2 separate regions of the Homo sapiens genome follow, and region 1 is linked to region 2. The links are chromatin loops, found by intact Hi-C in ENCODE. Cell type or tissue: mammary epithelial cell. All regions are shown on one strand.

Evidence for each region. Hi-C counts contacts between places; a loop is a spot of excess contacts. Peaks named below come from ENCODE experiments on the same cell type or tissue, not always from the same donor. Only the 100,000 strongest peaks of a DNase experiment are listed, where the experiment ranks them.
Region 1: it touches region 2 in a loop (5-fold over the local background); 6 of 110 quality-filtered maps call a loop at or near these places.

What each region holds. Positions count from the first base shown.
Region 1 is chr7:130,360,175-130,368,174 of GRCh38, forward strand. It overlaps CPA5 (carboxypeptidase A5), which reads left to right. Exons shown (of 13, transcript NM_080385.5): 7 at 969-1,070; 8 at 2,264-2,365; 9 at 2,710-2,820; 10 at 3,245-3,335; 11 at 7,198-7,397; 12 at 7,732-7,816. LOC105375504 (a long non-coding RNA gene) reads right to left here and starts at 6,953. Exons shown (of 2, transcript NR_133928.1): 1 at 6,656-6,953; 2 at 5,476-5,695. RefSeq lists an enhancer at 5,312-5,813 and a silencer at 5,884-5,933. In mammary epithelial cell, no CTCF peak of the experiment used is centred here; DNase peaks (open chromatin) are centred at 3,487 and 5,927; H3K27ac peaks cover 1,271 bases.
Region 2 is chr7:130,238,759-130,246,758 of GRCh38, forward strand. No RefSeq gene overlaps it. Among named protein-coding and RNA genes, the nearest start is that of CPA2, 24 kb to the right of the region's middle. In mammary epithelial cell, a CTCF peak has its summit at 3,975 (motif pointing right); DNase peaks (open chromatin) are centred at 3,623 and 4,903; H3K27ac peaks cover 1,857 bases.

The DNA.
Region 1 (8,000 bases), 120 kb after region 2:
GACTGTGAAGCCACATTTTGTGTTTCTTTCCTCTTTCTTTAACTCTTACACATATCCAATCCTCCAGCTAGGGACCTAGGGCTCTCAGCCCGTGACCAGTCCTTGTGTTCAGTGGCCCCAGCCATGGGTGCTGGGGTATATAATATGAGGGGCAGGAAGCCAGGCACATTGGACAGCCATGTTTGTAGAATAAAAGGGAGGTGCCTTCACTTGGAGAAAGTTCATGACCACAGTTAGAGCCAGCCAGGGTAAGTGACTTGTTTATAAAGGAGAATGTACACAGAGGGTGCAGGGATGCCCACTCCAGAAAGGAACTCAAGGCACACGTCTCATTTTGCGTGTCAAAGGACATGACCTTCTTGATACCATCCATCTATTATCATCATCGCTTTTCCCACTTCACAAGTCATGCAATAGAGCATCCATTTTCTTTCATATATTTGTTAATTCAATTACATGTATTGAAAGAACAAGAGAATGAAATAATACAGTCTGTCACTATTTATTGATGCCAAAGATAAATAAAACAAGAACCCTGCCTTCAAGGGGCTTACAGTCTAAAAGGAGCGAGAAGATAAAAACAACACTACAAAGCCTGTCAGATCTGTCAAACGGATTGAATGGGCCAAAGAATGGAGACAAGAGAGAATTTCTAACCAGAGAGAGCCATGTGGGTCAAGCCTGGGGATTTGAGCAGGCTCAGCACACACTGTTCTTCCAGGCAAAGGCATAGCTCTGCACAGAGCAAGGAGCCTGGGAATCCAGCAAGATCACAACTCACTTCCTTTAGCTCTGAGGGAGTGCTCTATTTTTGCAATTCTTTATCTGGGTTCTTTTAGACCCTCGAGGGTCTAAATACCCAAAGCATTGAAGAGAGTGGGAAGGGACAGGGAGAACATTCAGAGAGGCCCCAGTGTTCATCCCTCTTCCTGCTTAACTGCCAATCTTACACACTTCTTTCCTTTCAGATATATAGCTGGATTGACAACTTTGTAATGGAGCATTCCGATATTGTCTCAAAAATTCAGATTGGCAACAGCTTTGAAAACCAGTCCATTCTTGTCCTGAAGGTAAAAGCCCACAATGTCAACCTGTAGACTCTACCTTGAGGGCCTCTGGCATAAGATTGATCTCATATGGGGTAGTGGCTGGGCGGGAGTTTTGCGGAGAAGGACAATTTGTCTACTCCTGTCCCCAGGTGACCCATAAACTTTGGGGTTGTGGCATTCAGAGATCCACCCTTGTAGTATGAAGAGGTGACAGTGTGGTGACCTAGCCTGTCCTTGGTCAGGAAGTAGGTGGGAGGATGGCTAAGGAGTTGGGGCTGCAGATTGGCAGTTGTCACCCTGGACTTGGGGTGTGAGTGTGGGTGAGCTGGCGTTCTATTACCTCAGTTGCTTCATCTGTTCAATGGGAAGAGAGGTACACAGAAGGCCCATTTGCTAATGAGGTCATCTGGCTTAGACAGCCCTACAGACATGCCTGAGTCTATAGAGAAGCCTCCCAGCCCTTCACAGGAGCCACTGGAACAGAATTCAAGCAACTCAGGACCCTGCAGTTCCTTGGGTCATGAAGGAAGTAGGAGATGTGAATGCAGAGCCCATCAGAAAGCAATTCTTAGTTTGCGCCCAAAAGGGCACCCGGGAGTGTGGACCCTGCGGGGCGTTTAGCATCAGCTGTCAGGAAGGGCAGGTGCCTGCTGCTGCTCTCAACGATTCTCTGATGGGCTCCTCCGAGCAGCCAAGTGGACCCACCTAACTTGGGATTTGACTTAACCTGTCCCTGCTTCCATTTCTCCAGGGGCCATGGTCTTCTCTCTCTAATGTTGTCTGAAGCCTTGCTATTCAAAGCACGGCCCCTGCATGGCAGCATCAACATCACCTGGGAGCTTATTAGAAATGCCAAACCTCAGACCCCTCCCCAGACCTACTAAGTCAGAATCTGCACTGGAATAAGATCCCCAGGAGACTCATGTGCCCATTAGAGTTTGAGAAACCCTGGTCTTAAGATACTTTCAATCCTGGGAAATTCTGTGCTTCTGGATGGATCACTTTGCTCGCCAATGGCACCACCATATTTTCAAAGGCCCTCACACGTGTGCACTTTTGGGCACATGGACAGGTACCTGCACACACACCCTCTTACCCAGTGCTTAAAGCTGCCCCAGGCACTGAGGATGCCTCAGGGACCTCCTTCCAGGTAGCCCAGAGACAGTAGCTGTCTGAGTTCAAACCTCGGTTTGGGGCCCGATTCTTTTTCTCAGTTCAGCACTGGAGGTTCTCGGCACCCAGCCATCTGGATTGACACTGGAATTCACTCCCGGGAGTGGATCACCCATGCCACCGGCATCTGGACTGCCAATAAGGTCAGCATGGACCTGTAGCCAAGGTGCACCCACGATGGGGGCTGCAACTGGGGGCAGGAACTTACTATTTAAGGGCACCTTCAGTTCAACAGTTACACTCAGGGTGCTGTCTCCATCCCGCCCTTTGGAGCAGCCACCGTGCACTCTTACCTTTTGCAGCACGGAGCCCACATTGATCCCCTGCCTTCTAGTTGTTTAAAATCCAAGCCTTTGGTTCTGCATAAAAGATATACCTCAGGGGTTTCATGCCATCCCTTCCTGCAGCCACTGGCTGTGAAAATGTCCTGTGCCACCTCCCAGGAGACCCAGTAGGGCCTCCCATCCCTCCTCACTCTTTCTTGCAGATTGTCAGTGATTATGGCAAAGACCGTGTCCTGACAGACATACTGAATGCCATGGACATCTTCATAGAGCTCGTCACAAACCCTGATGGGTTTGCTTTTACCCACAGCATGGTGAGGGAACCTGGGAAGGATGGAAGGAGGGGGTCAGCTCTAGGGGGATGGAGAAAAGGTCACTGTGCTTTGGGAACCAGCCCCTTCAGAGCCTCTTTGCAGAAGCCCTCACCAAGGGCAGGAGGGCTGCTCAGGTACTGCACCTGCAGCCTCTTGCCCTCTGACCTCTTTCTTGCTGCCCAGGGAAGGCCTCTATTGGCAGCCTGTGCCCAGGCCTCTCCCTAGACCCTGACTTCAACTGCACAGTATCTGAGCTGCATCTTTGGCCCAGCCCCATGCCAGCCCCATCCTGTCCTGGCAATTCCTTCCCTTTGCTCCTCCCTGCCCCACTAGGGTCCCCTACCCCCATAGGCCAGGATATCAGAGGCTCCCATCCCTGGGAATGGGCCCAGTGAATGAGGTCACCTGTCCTGGGCTTTCCCAGAACCGCTTATGGCGGAAGAACAAGTCCATCAGACCTGGAATCTTCTGCATCGGCGTGGATCTCAACAGGAACTGGAAGTCGGGTTTTGGAGGTATGGCAACCTGCTGTCCTGGGGCAGGGTTGGAGAAGAGGTGTTGGCCCATGGCAGGTTCTCCCACTCAGTCAGATTATGTTGACTCAACTTGGGAGGCATGGGACAATGTAGTCAGCTAATATGCATGAGTCACGGCCAGGGACAGGCAAGCACATACCTCAGACTGGCTGTGGGTACGGGAGAGGTTGTGTGTGTGTGTGTTGAGTGTACACATGTGCCAAACCTTCACGGGAAACAGTTAGGGGAGCCCCAGCTCCTGAAATGAGGACTAACTGCATGAGTCAAATCCTAAATATGACAGAGAAAGACTTAAAGGAGGTACAAAGTAGCCTTGCTTGTTGTTCAAAATCCAGAGTTTATGGTGCTCCTAAAATATCCCTAGCCCTGCCCTGAAGGGAGCACAACATGAAGAAATGCCTCTGAACTCTTTCCCCGAGAGCTAGGACCTGAAATCTGCCCTCTGGGGAGGCCAGGGCAATAGTTTCAAGTGTCCAATAGAATTAACCACTTTTTTTTCTTGTTTTCTTTTTTTTGAGACAAGGTCTCACTCTGTCACCCAGGCTGGAGTGCAGTGGTGTGATCATGGCTCACTGCAGCCTTGACCTCCTGGGCTCAGGTGATCCTCCCACCTCAGCCTCCCAAGTAGCCGGGACCATAGGTGCACACCACCACACCCAGCTAATTTTTGTTTTTGTTTTGAGACTGAGTCTTGCTCCATTGCCCAGGCTGGAGTGCAGTGGCGTGATCTTGGCTCACTGCAATGTCTGCCTCCTGGGTTCAAATGATTCTCCTGTCTCAGCCTCCTGAGTAGCTGGGATTGCAGGTGCCCACCACCACGCTGGGCTAATTTTTGTATTTTTAGTAGAGATGGAATTTCCCCATATTGGTCAGGCTGGTCTCAAACTCCTGACTTCAGGTGATCCACTCACCTCGGCCTCCCAAAATGCTGGAATTACAGGCATGAGCCACTGCGCCCAGCCAATTTTTGTATTTTTAAAAAATTTTGTAGAGACGTGGTTTCACCATGTTCCCTCAGCTGATCTTGAACTTTTGGGCTCAAGTCAATCAGCCGCCTCGGCCACCCAAAGTGCTGGGATTACAGGCATAAGCCACCACACCTGGCCTTGAGCCAATTCTTTATCAACAAGGCTGGCTTGAGCCTGATTTTTATTTTTGACCCATTACTTTATGACCCTGGTGCATACCTGCAGAGCTGGCTGATCCCAGTGAGGGGGAGGGGGCAGCTTTCTCCTGAGTTCCTTGGTGTTCTTCCCTGATTATCTCCCTAACCATGCAAGGGGCACAGGGATTGGGAAATTGAGGCCTCCAGAAAGCTCAGAGACAGGTCCATGGACCCTGGAAATACAGCAATTTGATGGGCAGGACAATTTGATGGGTCCAGTCATGACAGAGATTCCAGAACAGACACAGCCCTCGGCCCCCAGACATGGCATCTGCACTTCACCGGGGGCTCAGGGTTTGGCTCCACAGGGGACGGTGTCATTGCTGTTGATAATCAGACCTATAGGCTGGTGTCCCAACCAATGAGATAGAACATTTTAGATCTGGATGCCCATTGCTTTTAAAATCTGGCTTCTTGGGGTCTGTTCTCACTGAAAAATAAGGATGGCCCCAAAGCACTGAGAGTGAGGTCCCTGGCCCTAGCGTGGGGGTTGTAACTGCTTGTGTAATGGAACAAGACCATGCAAAATTAGGCATTTCCACCTCCAAATGAACAGACGCTTGCCTCAGGGGGGGCATCCATGTGGCCCCTCAGCACTGACTGGAGTGAGTACCCATGGATCCCAAGATAGGCTGGCTAGTAGAAAGATAAATTACCTCTTAAAGAAAATAACTTCTGTGGGTCTCACCACAGGAAAAAAAATATCCATATACACACAGTGTACAAAACAATTATGGAAAAAAGCCCAGAGGGGGCAAAAAGCTCCCATAATCCCACCACTCAAAGATCACTGCTTTTAATAATTTACCATGTCCTTCCAGAGATTTCCCCTTGCTACAAATTACATTTTTAGAGAAGGAAAAATAAATAGCTAATGAATCCATTAGCAGGTACTTGTGAAACAGGCGGACTCAGAGGACCTTGACTGTGAACGTCAGAGATGCAGGCAGCCAATTCCCATTTGGCCAGGGGAAGATTAGTTTATTCTGCTTAGCTCAAACCAGAACTAATGGCCTAAAGTGTTTCTCCATATTTGGGCAAAGCCACCTGGTCGTTGGCAGGGGAACCGCTTTCTGTGCGTGGGCCGCAAAGGCAGACAAAGCCTTCAACCTCCCCCCGCTCTGCGCATCTGTTGCTGTTTGTCATTCATCAAGTGGAGCAGGTGCAGGAGCTCCTGGCAGACATAACAAACAAGGCCACTGTTAGATGGGCTGATTCCAGCCTGGGGGCTGCCTTTCACCCCCTAGCTCTGCCGGCACATCCCCTTCTAACCAGGGTCCCCATCCCAGGTGAGGACCACCAAACCGAGAAGGGGCGCGCTCCCTGGGCCTCCCTGGGGCCAGCAAGAGTGTGTGTCTGGGTTGGTGACTCAGGCTGGATGATTTTGTTTATGGTTTTGTTATTGCCTTAATTGAATGGCTGTGTAATGAGTAACCTGTAGACCATCCCTCCCACCCGTGCCTGGCCTCCTGTGCATTCTTGGGGAGGACCTGTGTGCTGCATTCCTAGAGCATCATCTGAAGTGGTCCATGGGCCAGCCCCCAGCCCCAGGAGTCAAGAGGAATGCTGTGGCCTCCTCAGGAGACTTCAGAAGTTGAGGCGATCCCTGATCTCTGGACGGTGCCAACATTCCAGGGAAGAGGAGAGAGAGGAGAAACTGGGATGACTCCTTCCAAGTGTGTCCTTAGCCTACAAAGTCTTGACCAGCTCAGCACAGCCCAACCCTCCCCTCAGGAATAAGGGAAAAGCAGAGGAGGAGCAGAAGAGGAAGACAGAGATGGGGCGAAGGCAAAGAGTCCAGGGGGAAATGGAAACAAATGAAACTTGGGAAAAGAATAAAAGCCCTGCTCCTCTTTGTTCTCTCCCTCATCTTAAGTCCCCAAGAAGAATTTTCAAAGACTTCTTTGCACCTCTGGCTCCCAGAACAGCCTCAGGCAACTATGGGGAACTATTCTCCCGTATTGGTTTCCCATATCCCCAGACCCCAAGTTCATGGCGCACCTGGGGCCATGGCTGTGGCAAAGCTTCAGCTGACACCGAGTCTGAGCCCTCAACTGATGGCACACCCAGGAACGGTCAGCCTAAAGGCATTTGCTGCTCACTAGGGGAAGCCAGGGTTGGGGCAGAGACTTACAGTTTCCTCTGGATGCAACTTCTGAGCCAGGCCCACCTTCCTAAAGGGACCACAGGACAAGCCGAGGGGGCTCCCTGCAGGGCTTCAGAACTGCAGGGTATGGTGCGGCTGCAGTCCTCTGACATATTAGATTAGAGGATGCAGCAGTAACAAATATCCATCCCAATCTCAGTGGTTTAACACAATGAAAGTTTGTTTTTCATGCACACAAAGTCCAACATGAACAGGTGACTCTCCTTGGCGGCTTTCTTCCGCAGTGAGAGAGGGATCCAGGAGGCTGTTTCTATCTAGAATTTTTTTTTTTTGCTTCCAGCCACACAGACAGAAAAGAGCATGGAGAAGTCACACTTGCTCTTAACAATCTCAACCCAGAAGTGCCGTGTCATTTCTGCTCACCTTTCCATTGGTCAAAGTAGTCACATGACCTCAGTCATACTGCAAAGGAGGCTGGGAAATGTAGGGGAACACACAGGTATTTTGTGAGCACCGTCTGTGTCGCACGTGGGGATTTGACTCTTTGGGTGGCTTTATTTTACTTCCAGGAAATGGTTCTAACAGCAACCCCTGCTCAGAAACTTATCACGGGCCCTCCCCTCAGTCGGAGCCGGAGGTGGCTGCCATAGTGAACTTCATCACAGCCCATGGCAACTTCAAGGCTCTGATCTCCATCCACAGCTACTCTCAGATGCTTATGTACCCTTACGGCCGATTGCTGGAGCCCGTTTCAAATCAGAGGGAGTTGGTGAGACTGGCTGCTTAGGGCCTGGGGAGAAGAGACCGCTTCACAGGAAAATCCATATCTGTCATACTCCCAGAGGGCTCAGGTTGTTACTCTGAATGCAGGGGTCTGGGCTGATTGACCCCATGGTGCGGGGGTGGGGTAGGGGGAGCTTGCTGTTCTCACGTGTGATCAAGTTCAAAGCTGGAAATGCTGTGCTCCCTTCTCACAAGGGCCATCTCCACCTTCAACTTCCAGGACTGCTAAATCCATGCTTCTCACCAGCTGGTGAGGGTGGGGGAGTGTGTGGGAGCCCCGGGGAGCCCCTGCCTTTCACCCCGCCAATGTCATCTTGCAGTACGATCTTGCCAAGGATGCGGTGGAGGCCTTGTATAAGGTCCATGGGATCGAGTACATTTTTGGCAGCATCAGCACCACCCTCTGTGAGTGAGCCTCCCCTGGCCCTGCTTCAGACACCACATCTACCTGGGGCTGGCTGCAGGGCAGTGCCAAGGATCTAGCTGTGCTGGCCCAAAGCTGCCTCCCACACTGGATAGAAGGGTGAACAGTGGTACCCAGGGAGCTGTTTCTTGGCAGCTTTTGTGCACAGCTCCCAGTGCCTGGCTT
Region 2 (8,000 bases):
CACTATAGTATTGTCTGTGCTTAGGTTTCCAGATTCTGAGTCTGTTTTTCAAAACTGACATTTGTGTTATGTTGTTTTCTGATTAGAAGCACCCATGTGCATTGTAAGAAATTCAAATAAAATGGTTATGTTAAATTAGAAAGAAAATTCCACCCCCAAATATAATTACTACTAACAGTTTAATGCATATTATTTCCGGACCATTTTTGTACATAAATACATGCAGTAATATGAATTTAAGCTTTCCAAATCTTATAACTAGATTCAGATAAATATTTTGAGATACAATTTATCCTCATCCAAATGCTCACTATGTGCTATTTAAAACGTATAAGCTGAATACATTGCAAAAACTAATATCCTTCACTATCTGAATTCAGTTCTCAAACTTTATCTCTTGGTGTCTCAATTTAGAAATAGATTTGAGATCCAAGGATAACTGGATAAATATTTTTTCTTCTACAAAAGTTAAACTGTAACATACACTATTCAACAGCTTGCCTTTTTTTCCTTACAAATATATTTTATACATCATTCAATGTTAGTTCATAAAGATCTATCTCAGCTGGGCATTGTGGTTGATGCCTGTAATTCCAGCACTTTTTTGGGAGGCCAAGGCAGGAGGATTGGTTGAGTCCAGGAGTTTGAGACTAGCCTGGGTAACATGGCAATACCCCATCTCTACAAAAAATACAAAAATTAGCTGGGTGTGATGATGCACGCCTGTAGTCCCAAGTATTTGGGAGGCTGAGGCAGGAGGATCACTTGAGCCCAGGAGTTGGAGGCTGCAGTGAGTTATGATCAACATCACTGCATTCCAGCCTGGATAACAGAGTGAAGCCCTGTCTCTAAAAACAAAAGTAAAAAAGATCTATCGCGTTTCTTTTTAATGGCTGCATAGTACCATTGTACAGCTATAACATAATTTAACTGGTTTCTTATTGATGATAATTTATTGGTAGCCTAAGTATATGTATTGACATGGAAAGGTGTCCAAATATTTTTAAGTTAAAAAGTAAATTGGACCATATGTATAGTCTATTTTAAAAGGATAAGCTGGTTAATATATACACAGAAAAAAATTCTGGTGAAATATACTTCCAACTGCTATTTATCTATCTATCTACCTATCTATCTATCTATCTATCTCTCTATCTATCTATCATCTATCTATCTATTTAGAGATGAAGTCTCACTCTGTCGCCCAGGCTGGAGTGCAGTGGCACGATCTGGGCTCACTGCAACCTCCACCTCCTGTGTTCAAGAAATTCTGTCTCAGTCTCTTGAGTAGCTGGGACTACAGGCGCACGCCACCACGCCAGGCTAATTTTTGTATTTTTAGTAGAGACAGGGTTTCACCATATTGGTTAGGCTGGTCTCGAACTCCTGACCTCAGGTGATCCACTAACCTAGGCCTCCCAAAGTGCTGGGATTGCAGGTGTGAGCCACCGTGCCCAGCCCCAACTGCTATCATCAGAGGTACAGATTGAGACAGGAGAGGGGGACAATAATCATTTTTTGGGGGGTTATATTTTTCAGTGATGTTTGAATGGTTTTACTATGAAAATATTATTTTAGAAGCAGAAAAAAATAAAAGCACACAAAGGTACTGTCAAGGAACAATATTTCACCAAATAGAGCTTTAAAAATCTGATCGGCTTTTATTAGTGATTTATGAATTGGGCAGCATCTCATCTATGAAACAGAAAGGTGCTTTGGTGAGAGCCAAGCAGAGAGGGTTGGTTATGTAGGCAGAAAAAGGCTGAAAAGAGCAAAAACAAGGAGGAAAAAGTGCATTGATCATTTCAAAGTTACTTTCCTTATAGGGTTAAAGCAGAGGGGATTTTCATATCATGCCAACTCAGGTTGACTGGCCCCTTTGGATTAAATGCTGTGAATCTCTTGTTCTTTGGAAAACCAGCTGGTTTCTAAATTTAGTTTGATTATGTGGCACCTAGCATGAGTGACGCCATTCTGGTTTGGTCTGGTCTGTTGGGGCCTAGGGCAGGAGCTCAGTCCAAAACAAGGACCTCCCACAAATTTTATTTAACAGCATATACATGAATATTCTTTTTAAGATACTTTGAAATAGTGAAAAATTGAGTGCAGTAAATAAGGGATTGGTTAAATACAGTATACTCACATAGTGGAATACAATTGAGCTCTCCCCAAAATACAGTGTAATCCCACACAGAGAAAAATAACCAACATGGTAAAACCCCATCTTTACTAAAAATACAAAAATTAGCTGGGTGTGATGGTGGGCGCCTGTAATCCCAGCTACTCAGGAGGCTGAGTCAGGAGAATCACTTGAACCAGGGAGGTGGAGGTTGCAGTGAGCTGAGATCGTGCCACTGCCCTCCAGCCTGGCGACAGAGCAAGACTCTGTCTCAAAAAAAAAAAAAAAAAAGAAAGAAAAAAAAAGTAACCAATAACAACAATATGCCTTTATATAGATCAAACTGTTAATTATCTCTAGGAATATTTTAACTTTCTTAGTAATGTCTATAATATTGTAATTGTCAATATGCCACGTGAATTACTTTTACAGTTGAGATAAAAGGTTATTATTTAATGCTGGTTGAAACTGGGAATTTTATGATTTTTGTCTAGCTCTTGAGAAGCAACTACCTCACCCTGTTATATCAGGTAAGTCTATTGTTTATTTTTATTTATTTATTTTTTTGAGATGGAGTCTCGCTCTGTAGCCCAGGCTGGAGTGTGGTGGCTTGATCTTGGCTCACCGCAACCTCCGCCTTCTGGGTTCAAGTGATTCTCTTGCCTCAGCCTCCCGAGTAGCTGGGATTACAGGCATGCGCCACTGCACCCGGCTGATTTTTGTATTTTTAGTAGGGATGGGGTTTCGCCATGTTGGCCATGCTGGTCTTAAACTCCTGACCTAAGGTGATCCACTGGCCTCGGCCTCCCAAAGTGCTGGGATTACAGGTGTGAGCCACTGCGCCCGGCCCTATTGTTTAATTTTTATGCATTAGGCTTTCCTATGCATTTCCAGGAACCTATTATGATACAAGTAGACTGTGCAGATATCATTTTTTTCCCTCTAGACCAATGCTCTCCAATAGAAATTTATTGCAAGCTACATATGTAACTTTAAATTTTCTAGTAACTACATTTTAAAAAGAGCAGGTGCAATTAATTTTAATACTATATTTTATTAACCCAATATATCCAAAATATTATCATGTGAACATGTAATGGATATAAAAATTATTAATGAGATATTTTACATTCTAATTTCCACACTAAGTCTTTTAAATCTGGTGTGTGTTCTACTTACAGCATATTTCAATTTGAGTGCTAAATTTTCAACAGTTAAAATGTTGTCCTACCAAAACAATAAGGTATGTATGCATTTAAAGGAAAAATATTTCACTCTGCTTCAGTTTTTAAATGTAAGTTAAAATTAATTTAAAACGTCACTAGTGTGACCAGTCACACTTGCACATTTCAGGTACTCCATAGCCACAAGTGGCTGGTGGCTACAGCATTGGGGAGTGTAGATATAGAACATTCCACTGTACAGCTGTGGTCTAGACATTGAGCTCCAGGCAGATACAATCTCTTACTCATCTTCAGGGCTCTATGACTTAACAGTGCCTGTTACACAGTAGGAACGCCATAAATGAAGAACTCATTCATAGATCTGGGACTGAGATCATCATGAGCAGCACACTGATTAAGGGTGAAAAGACACACCTTCACAACATGGCCATGGATGGCCCTATTTACCTCCTCCTGAGCAGGACAAATAGTTAATATACGTGGAGGGATTTTGGTGTTGCAGACAGCAAATTATTTGTGGAATCTATTTGTTCTTCCCAACTGACTTAATATAAAAAAGAATTTGTATGATGGAATTTTAGACTCAAGATTGTCTTTGGTACAAGGCGGGAACCCGGTGTACCTTGGGACCAGGGGACTGACACAGTGGTTGTCTGCTGGGGGCAGGAGGGGGCAGCAGAGAGCCACCAGGGTGGTTGGCTCCGGGGAACCCAAAAGATGATGGATGAGTGGGAAAATGGACTGTTAGGGTGAACCCAAATCACAAACTCATAGATCAAAAGGAAAGCCAGGCTAGAAAGCCAAGCCAGGATGGAATCAATGTATAAGAAAATATGCTGTGAATCTGTGGTTTCCCTTATCACTTCAGTAGGAGATTTGACCTTTACTTTCTTTCTACTTAAATTATAAACAAAATGAAGAAAATTGGCCAAGTGTGGTGGCTCATGCCTGTAATCCCAACACTTTGGGAGGCTAAGGCAGAAGAATCATTTGAGGCCGGGAGTTTGAAACAAGCCTGAGCAACATAGTGAGACCCCATCTCTATTTTTTTTAAATAATAAAAAAAGAAAATTAAAATTGCTGTTTACCACACAGAATTTTTAGCAATTTGTATAGCCAAATCCCTGAGTTAACTTTTTGGTGTATTTCCTTCCAAAATAATAATCATTTTGAATACATGTTTTGTTTTATAAGCTCCTTAAAATTTTTTTTGTCTAATTCTGGGTTTCAAGGGGAATGCGTCTAGCTTTTGCCCATTCAGTATATAATGTTGGCTGTAGGTTTATCATAGATGACTCTTATTATTTGAGATATGTGCCTTTAATACCTAGCTTATTGAGAGTTTTTAATATGAAGGGGTGCTGAATTTTATCAAAAGCCTTTTCTGCATCTATTGAGATGACCATATAATTTTTGTCTTTAAGTTCTGTTTATGTAATGAATCACATTTTCTGATTTGCATATGTTAAACTAACCTTGCATCCCAGGGATAAAGCCTGCTTGATTGTAGTGGATAAGCTTTTTGGTGTGTTGCTGGATTTGGTTTGCCAGTATTTTGTTGAGGATTTTTGCATTGATGTTCATCTGGCCTGAAGTTTCGTTTTTTGTTGTTTCTCTGCCAAGTTTTGGTTTCAGTATGATGCTGGCCTCATAGAATGAATTAGGGAGGAGTCCCTCCTCCTCAATTTTTTGGAATAATTTCAGTAGGAATGGACCAGCTCTTCTTTGTACATCTGGTAGAATCTGGCTGTGAATCCATCTGGTCCTGGGCTTTTTTTGGTTGGTAGTCTATTTATCACTGATTCAATTTCAGAGCTAGTTATTGGTCTGTTCAGGGATCCAATTTCTTCCTGGTTCGGTCTTGGGAGGGTGTATGTGTCCAGGAATTTATCTATTTCTTCTAGATTTTCTAGTTTGTGTACACAGAGGTGTTCATAATATTCTCTGATTGTTGTTTGTATTTCTGTGGCGTCGGTGGTAATATCCCCTTTGCCTTTTCTAATTTCTTTTATTTGGATCTTTTTTGGTTTTTCAAGTCTCAATATCCTTCAGCTTAGCTTTGATTTTGGTTATTTGTTGTCTTCTGCTAGCTTTGGGGTTGATTTACTCTTGGTTCTCTAGTTCTTTTAGTTGTGATGTTAGGTTGTTAAACTGAGATCTTTCTAACTTTTTGATGTGGGCATTTAGTGCTATACATTTTCCTCTTAACATTGCCTTAGCTGTGTCCCAGAGATTCTGGTGTGTTGTATCTTTGGTCTCATTAGTTTCAAAGAACTTCTAGATTTCTGCTTAATTTCATTATTTACCCAAAAATCATTCAGGAGCAGATTATTCAATTTCCATGCAATTGTGTAATTTTAAGCTATTTTCTTAGTCTTGAATTCTATTTTAATTGCACTGTGGTCTGAGAGAGTGGTTGTTATGATTTCAGTTCCTTTGTATTTGCTGAGGAGTCTTTTACATCTGATTATGTAATTGAATTTAGAGTATGTGCCATGTGGCAATGAGAAGAATGTATATTCTGTTGTTTTTGGGGTAGAGAGTTCCGTAGATGTCTATCAGGTCTGTTTGATCCTGTGCTGAGTTTAGGTTCTGAATATCTCTGTTAATTTTTTGCCTGGGTGATCCAATACTGTCAGTGGAGTGTTAAAATTCCCCGCTATTATTGTGTGGGAGTCTAAGTCTCTTTGAAGGTCTCTAAGAACTTACTTTATGAATCTGGGTGCTCCTATGTTGGGCGCATATATATTTAAGAGAGTTAGGTCTTCTTGTTGAATTTAACCCTTTACCAATATGTAATGCCCATCTTTGTCTTTTTGATCTTTGCTGGTTTAAAGTCTGTTTTGTCTGAAGTTAGGATTGCAACCTCTGCTTTTTTCTGTTTTCTGTTTGCTTGGTAGATTTTTCTCTATGACCTCTCTCATCACTCCTATTCAATATAGTATTGGAAGTCCTGGCCAGAGCAATCAGGCAAGAGAAAGAAATAATGGGCATCCACATAGAAAGAGAGTAAGTCAAAATATCCCTGTTTGCAGGTGACATGATCCTATGTCTAGAAAACCCCATGGTCTCAGCTCAAAAGCTCCTTAAGCTGATAAACAACTTCAGCAAAGTCTTGGGATACAAAATCAATGTACAAAAAATCAGTAGCATTCCTATACACCAACAACAGTCAATCTGAGAGCCAATCAGGAATGCAATCCCATTCACAATTGCCACAGAAAGAATAAAATACCTAGAAATACACCTAACCAGGGAGGTGAAAGATCTCTACAATGAGAACTACAAAATACAGCTCAAAGAAATCAGAGATGACACAAACAAATGGAAAAACATTCCAAGTTCATGGATAGCAAGAATTAACATTGTTAAGATGGCCATACTGCCCAAAGCAATTTATAGATTTAATGCTATTCCTGTCAAACTACTGATGACATTCTTCACAGAATTAGCAAAAAACTGTTTTAAAATTCATATTGAACCAAAAAAGAGCCTGAATAGCTAAGGCAACCCTAAGCAAAGAGAACAAAGCTGGAGGCATCATGCTACCTGACTTTATACTACAGGTCTACAGTAACCAAAACAGCATGGTACTTACAAAGACAGATACATAGACCCATGGAACAGAATAGAGAGCCCAGAAATAAGGCCACATACCTACAGCCATCTAATCTTCGACAAAGCTGACAAAAACAAGCAATGGGGAAAGGACCCTCTATTTAATAAATGGTGCTGGGAGAACTGACTAACCATATGCAGAAGATTGAAACTGGACCCTTTCCTTACACCATATACAAAAATCAACTCAAGACGGGTTAAAGACTTCAGTGTAAAATCCCAGACTGTAAGAACTCTGGAAGACAACCTAGTCAATACCATTCTGGATGTTGAAACGGGCAAAGGTTTCGTGATGAAGATGCCAAAAGCAATTGCAACAAAAACAAAAAATGACATTGACTGGAAGCCTTATTGATTAACAAAGAAAAGAAATAAATTGACAATGGGATCTAATTAAATTAAAGAGCTCCTGCACAGCAAAAGAAACTATCAATAAACAGACAACCTACAGAATAGGAGAAAAATTTTGCAAACTATGCATCTGACAAAGGTCTAATATCCGGCATCTATAAAGAACTTATACAAATTTACAAGAAAAAAAAACCCATTAAAAAGTGGGCAAAGGACATGAACAGACACTTCTCAAAAGAGGACCTACATGTAGGCAACAAGCATATGAAAAAAAGCTCAGCATCACTGACCATTAGAGAAATGCAAATCAAAGCTACAATGAGATACCATCTCACACCAGTCAGAATGGCTATTACTAAAAAGTCAAAAAATAACAGATGCTGGCAAAGTTGTGGAGAAAAAGGAACACTTATACATTGTTGGTGGGAGTGTAAATTAGTTCGACCATTGTAGAAAGCACTGTGGCGATTCTTCAAAGAGCTAAAAACAGAACTACCATTCAACCCAGCAATCCCATTATTGGGTATATACCCAAAGGAATAGAAATCATTTATCATAAAGACATGCATTTGCATGCTCATTGCAGCACTATTCACAATAGCAAAGACACAAAATCAACCTAAATGCCCATCAGTGGCAGACTGGATAAAGAAAATGTGGTGCATATACACCATGGAATACTATGCAGCCAGAAAAAAGAATGAGATCATGTCCTTTGCAGGAACTTG